Regions from separate parts of the Homo sapiens genome. Here region 2 is linked to region 1. Evidence: chromatin contacts called from ENCODE Hi-C or POLR2A ChIA-PET data. All regions are on one chromosome and are shown on one strand. The core of a region is the stretch at or near the end of the contact, and the rest is flanking DNA. Distances in the headings are between cores, read along the strand shown. Region 1 overlaps AKAP13 (A-kinase anchoring protein 13). Region 2 overlaps AKAP13 (A-kinase anchoring protein 13).

Evidence for each region. A loop is a pair of places that touch in the nucleus more often than their neighbours do. ChIA-PET counts read pairs that join two places held with the same protein, here RNA polymerase II (POLR2A). Pooled maps may share reads with other maps.
Region 2: a loop to region 1 is called in a map of ovary, with 4 times the contacts of the local background. The contact joins two enhancer-like sites. A Hi-C loop is called at or near these places in 15 of 168 maps with a recorded cell type or tissue (CD4-positive, alpha-beta memory T cell, ascending aorta, cardiac septum and 10 more), 3 of 37 single-sample maps with no recorded cell type and 20 of 50 pooled maps. POLR2A ChIA-PET finds 5 or more read pairs at or near these places in 10 of 52 experiments (AG04450, BJ, CD4-positive, alpha-beta T cell and 6 more).

Annotation. Positions count from the first base shown.
Region 1 is chr15:85,615,089-85,618,089 of GRCh38, reverse strand. The region is part of intron 8 of AKAP13 (A-kinase anchoring protein 13); the gene reads right to left. Among named protein-coding and RNA genes, the nearest start is that of LINC02883, 140 kb to the left of the region's middle. RefSeq lists an enhancer at 1-129 and silencers at 1,798-1,847, 1,908-1,957. Within about 2 kb of position 1,254, at least 5 of the 41 ENCODE cell types and tissues checked have a DNase peak (open chromatin) inside an H3K27ac peak, as active enhancers do.
Region 2 is chr15:85,728,995-85,731,747 of GRCh38, reverse strand. It overlaps AKAP13 (A-kinase anchoring protein 13), which reads right to left. Exons shown (of 37, transcript NM_007200.5): 30 at 1,041-1,235. Among named protein-coding and RNA genes, the nearest start is that of LINC02883, 28 kb to the left of the region's middle. Within about 2 kb of position 1,332, at least 3 of the 41 ENCODE cell types and tissues checked have a DNase peak (open chromatin) inside an H3K27ac peak, as active enhancers do.

The sequences.
Region 1 (3,001 bases), core at 5-2,504:
TTTTATCTCCCTATTCCTCACTGGTTCATCCGAGGAATGAAGGCGGACAACCCCTCCCCTTCTCGTGCCCCAAGTGAGCCTTGGCTCTGTAGTGGTACCAACATGTGCAGTGAAACAGATGTTGCTTTTCATTACAAATGAGGCTACAAAACAGTAGAAACAAGACGATTTGACAGAGATTTAAAAGTTGTAAATAAAATTCTTGCTCAGGCTTATCAAAAGCATGGGAACTTGACCAGAGATTTACAAATACTTCCAAACTATGTGGTCTAGGGCACAGACAGAAAGAGCCTTTAGGCTTGAATGTATAGATAAACTGATACTTTATTATCTTTTCTGTAAAAGCTTTCACCAAGCTAGAATGTAGAACTCGCCCTTCTTCTTTTTTTGAACACAGAGCTGCCTCCCCTCTGTCCTCAATATGGTTTGTTCCTCACTGCCACTCCCTTCTGTTTTAATTAGAATCAAATGATTCCTGCTTCCAAGGTTCCCAGGCATCTGTCTCTCTAGGGATCAGAGATGGTTTAATCACCATTAAAACCCTCCTACCGGCTGGGCGCGGTGGCTCACGCCTGTAATCCCAACACTTTGGGAGGCCAAGGCAAGCAGATCATGAGGTCAAGAGATCCAGATCGTGGCCAACATGGCGAAACCCCCATCTCTACTAAAAATACAAAAATTAGCCAGGCATGTTGGCACATGCCTGTAGTCCCAACTATTCAGGAGGCTGAGGCAGGAGAATCGTTTGAACCTCGGAGGCGGAGGTTGCAGTGAGCCAAGATCGCGCCACTGCACTCGAGCCTGGCAACAGAGCAAGACTCCGCCTCAAAAAACAAAAAACAAAAACAACAACAACAACAAAAAAGCTTTTCTACCCTATCCCTGTCCAGTGACTTACATGCAGATAATTTATAACAATGTAACAGATATTTTGTGACTTCTAGTGGAGGCAAGCAAAATAAATAGGTAACAAGGTGTCTGTCTTCAGGAAGTTTTTAGGAGAGAGAAACTTGTTTCAAAATAATATAATTTTCTGAAAGAGCCTAGATTACTGTTTGAGACATAAAGACTAACCTTTTTATTTCTAACTTCTGGCTTTGTGCCACAGGCTGGAAAGCTAGATTTCCTGCTCTTTCTGCATATTAAAGGACAATTCCTTACATATTCTGTTCCTTGTTGGAGGACAAATACCCTGGGTGGGAAACAAATGCTCTGGGTGGAAAAAAGAGTCTGTGTTGCTTTCCCCTCTGGATCTGCTCAGCACTCCCCAACAGAAGACAGAATCTGCAGTCTTGTGCTTTTGCAGTTGATGTGACAATTCCAAGTTTTTATCAAAAACATCTGGAACCATTGAACAGTAATTCTGCCAGGATTTTGAAATACAGCAACCAATCATTTCATATCTAAACCAGAGCTGAGAGTTACAAATTTAAAGGAGGTTCTGAGTTTATTTCCCTTTTCTTTTAATTTGGGGAACCTGTAGTAAAATATTTTATTATTTACAGCCATACTACTTAACAGTAGTTACTTACAGTATTAATTGTCTTTCCTTTCTTTCTGCAGCCTCCATCCTGCCCTCTATCCACACAAATGGTCCCAGATTCTTTAAAAACAACCAGTGCTTTTAATCTGTCTCATGCCACAGGGCCAACATGCAATTATTAAAGATTCCAGAAAATGAAATATAAAAATATTTTATACATCTTAATTTAGCTATAGCATTTGTGTTCATGAATTAAATTTTCATTTGATTTACTTAACTACAAGATCTAGCACCTTACCAAATTGTTTAAGCATTCTTATGGGTCAACACTGTGGCTGCTTTAGTTCCAGTTAGGGCAGAAGCCCATCTGGAGTCTCACAGCAAAGTTTCTGAATTAGGACACCACCTAGTGGGGGATGCTGAAGACCCAAACAGAACACCAAAGGCCAGTGAATATTTTTGTGGGGGTGTGGGGATAGGGGTAGGGCTCATCTTCTGCTACTATGTATTTTTTCCTGAAACCCCAAAGTGAACATAAAGTAGCAGCATGTGAATGGACACTGGTTAATGACTCATCAATGATCAATTTTACTCTCTGCAGAGAACACAAGGTACTAAGTGAAAATCAAGGGTTCTTTGTCTTCCTAGGTGTGCCATTATCTCACTGAGCAACTTGGGAGATACTAGTTTGACCCTCTGGACCAAGATTTCCAGAATGGAAAAATTAGAGATTCAACGCTAGGTCATATCTGAAGATCCTTCTTGCTCTAATATTATATACTGCCAGTCTGAGACTAGGAAGTTATCACATGCCATATAGTTCATGGGATACGGTAGTTTCAGAGGAGAAAGAAAAAGGAATTGAGACATTCTCTTAAAACTTGCAGAAAACATTATTCCTGCATAATGACACTTTCTACCTTTGTTCTTCACATGAAATGGGAAGGAAGGAAAAGTTTACCACAGTCAACAATTTTCATTAATCTAAACTTAAATATAGTGATCCATCCAGAGTTACACATATGTTGGTGGTAAAATGTATTAGAATACAGATAAAACATTTAGCCTCCACTTGAGCAACTCCTGTCTGCTTAGATAATAGACTGCTTCAAATAAGACAAATGAATATTTGAGAGGTGAAAGAAGAAAATACTTTACAATGGCTGCAAAGGATCGTCTCCAATTAGGCTTTCCTTGTACTATGGCTCCAGGAGAAGCAGGTCTACTGTTCCCTCCTAGCATTCACTAACATACAGATTTGAAGATTACAAGACAGTAAAAGGGTAAAGGAGAAGGAGAGACCTAGAAGGCTATAACCACCATTTCTTTTCAAATTAGTAGCAAGCAGTAGCCAACAGCTCCTTTCCTTAACCCTTTACTATCTTTGCAAGAAGAAAACTTAAGACAATTTAACTGGCAGCAGCTAACTGACAATAATAGCAACAATTAAAATAACAACAAACTAATATGGAACAATATAAGAAAAAAGTATCTTCGTAAACTTGTGCTCTTTACAGG
Region 2 (2,753 bases), core at 83-2,582, 110 kb before region 1:
TCAGAAGATGTTCATGGTCTTAAAAACTGGTAAATAAATGGAGGGGAAAAATAATCAAGAATTTATCCTTTTATCTTTTCTTATATGTCACAAAAAAAGAGACAACTAGATATTTATGCCTCCTCAATGAAAGAACACAACACTATAAGGGCACAATTTACCAAAGAGATCAAGTCTGAGTAATTAATTACGCCTCTGAATCCAGCTGCAAATCTGAAGGAAACAGACAACAGGACTGTATGAATAAAATCCAAACTGTGGGAAACTCTCTAAGTCAAAAAGCTCAGATTGTTCAAAGATAAATTATATGGAAAAAAAAAGATGGTGGGGGGAACTGTAAATTAAGAATTTTAAGATGCATATCAAAAAACATAAGCAAATTAAACTATAATGTCTAGGAGTAGGCACTTAAGCCATAAAGATATATAAGTAAGTGATTAATGGCCGGGTGCAGTGGCTCACGCCTATAATATCAGCCCTTTGAGAGGCCAAGGTGGGTGGATAACTTGAGGTCAGGAGTTTGAGACCAGCTTGGCCAACATGGTGAAACCCTGTATCTGTGAAAAATACAAAAATTAGCTGGGTGTGGTGGTGCACATCTGTAGTCCCAAGCTACTTGGGTGGCTGAGACAAGAGAATCACTTGAACCCAGGAGGGGGAGGTTGCAGTGAGCCGAGGTTGCACCACTGCACTCCAGCCTGGGAAACAGAGCAGCAAGATCCTGCCAAAAAAAAAAAAAAAAAAAAAAAAGCATAAGTGACTAATTAAAAAACAGTCAGAATAACTGCTCCTTTTGGAGGGAGGGAGGTGTGATGGGGACAGAGCATGTGGAGGAAGGGGCTTCAGGGCCCCTTTAAGTTCTTGATGTGAGTAGTGGTTAAAAGGATATTCACCTGATAATTTACTATAGTGAAATATTTGTTTTGGGTAATTTTCTGCATTTGTGCTTTAAAGTAAAAAAGTAAAAACTGGCAGGTAATATTAGTGTGTAAACCACTCTGGGAGTAGATGAAGAGGGGGCAATGCTGAATGTTAATTACCCTCATTTATTGCACTTTTCATTAAAGGTCCTCCTTTGAGAGCCTCTTCTGTGTTGGAGCGGAAGAGAACTCTAGGGCTATGTGTTGGGGAGCAATCCTCTGGGAGAGGGGTGCTGCACTCAGCCATGTCCCGGAAAATCATCTCCTTCTCTTCCAACAAGAGTAGGATTTTTTGGTCCTTCTGGTGAAGTTGTTCTGCAGGAAGGAGAAAATGATCTGTGATTTGATTGGTGTTTAGTAATTACGAGAATGACTAAGACACGAGCACCACCTTGTGGTAATTTATGGAAAGTGACAAGACAGGACACCCTCCCCACCCACACTGCCTTTTCTTTTTCATCAAGACAGCAATATTGTTTCTGTTCTGTGATTTCTATCTGGAAAACCATTCTGGATCTTTCTGGCAAACCATGGAAATTGTGACATAACAAGTCTGCACTTTGCTTCCACTCCCGTGTCCCCTGTTTACTTCTCAGCCCACTACTCTCTAGCTTCTGTCCACTCTGCAACTGCTTTCCCAGCTCAACTTCATGACTGAATCCAATGAGGTCTTTTAGGTTGTTTTTTCCAGCATTGATGATTACTTCTTCCTTTAAAACATGTTTCCTTCTTTAGCTTTTAGGACACCAGTTCTCTTCCTACCATTCTTTCTCAGGACACTTTACAGATCTGCCATCTGCAATGGAATCTCTTATCTGGGCTCCTGTCTCAGCTCCATCCTGAGCTGTCTTCTTTTTTTTTTGTTTTTGTTTTTGTTTTTTGAGACGGAAAGTTTCGCTCCTATTGCCCAGACTGGAGTGCAATGGTGCACTCTTGGCTCACCGTAACCTCCACCTCCTGGGTTCAAGTGATTAAGCGATTCTCCTGCCTCAGCCTCCTAAGGAGCTGGGATTACAGGCATGTGCCACCACGCCTGGCTAATTTTGTATTTTTAGTAGAGATGGTGTTTCACCATGTTGGCCAGGCTGGTCTCGAACTCCAGACCTTGGGTGATCTGCCCGCCTTGGCCTCCCAAAGTGCTGGGATTACAGGTGTGAGCCACCGCACCTGGCCTGAGCTGTCTTCTTTACCTTACCCACTTTCCTCTTGAGGATCTCATTCATCCCCATGGCTTCAATGACCTTCTATATGCTGATAATTCATTAAACCATCAAAAACCCTCCCCTTTCTTAGCAGCAGACCATGGCGCCCACGTGGCCACCTCTACTGAGATGCCTTGTTCTCAGCACGTGAGAAACCAATCTTTTCTCCAGCCCACTACCTCCTCCCTTTAGTGTGGAATCTCTTTCTCAGTCAACAACTCTTCATCTTCCAGGTCACCTGATTTGGAAACCTGTGAGAGACTCTGTCTCCTTACTCTGTCCTACCACCAACCGACCAGACTCTTTTTTTTTGAGACAGAGTCTTGTTCAGCCACCCAGGCTGAAGTGAAGTGCAGTGGTGCTACCTCGGCTCACTGAAACCTCTACCTCCCTCTGCCTCCCGGGTTCAAGCGATTCTCCTGCCTCAGCCTCCTAAGTAGCTGGGATTACAGGCACGTGCCACCACGCCCAGCTAATTTTTGTATTTTTAGTAGAGATGGGGTTTCACCATGTTGGTCAGGCTGGTCTCGAACTCCTGACCTTGTGATCCGCCCGCCGTGGCCTCCCAAAGTGCTGGGATTACAGGCATGAGCCACCGAGCCTGGCCAACTGATCAGATTTTAATGACCTT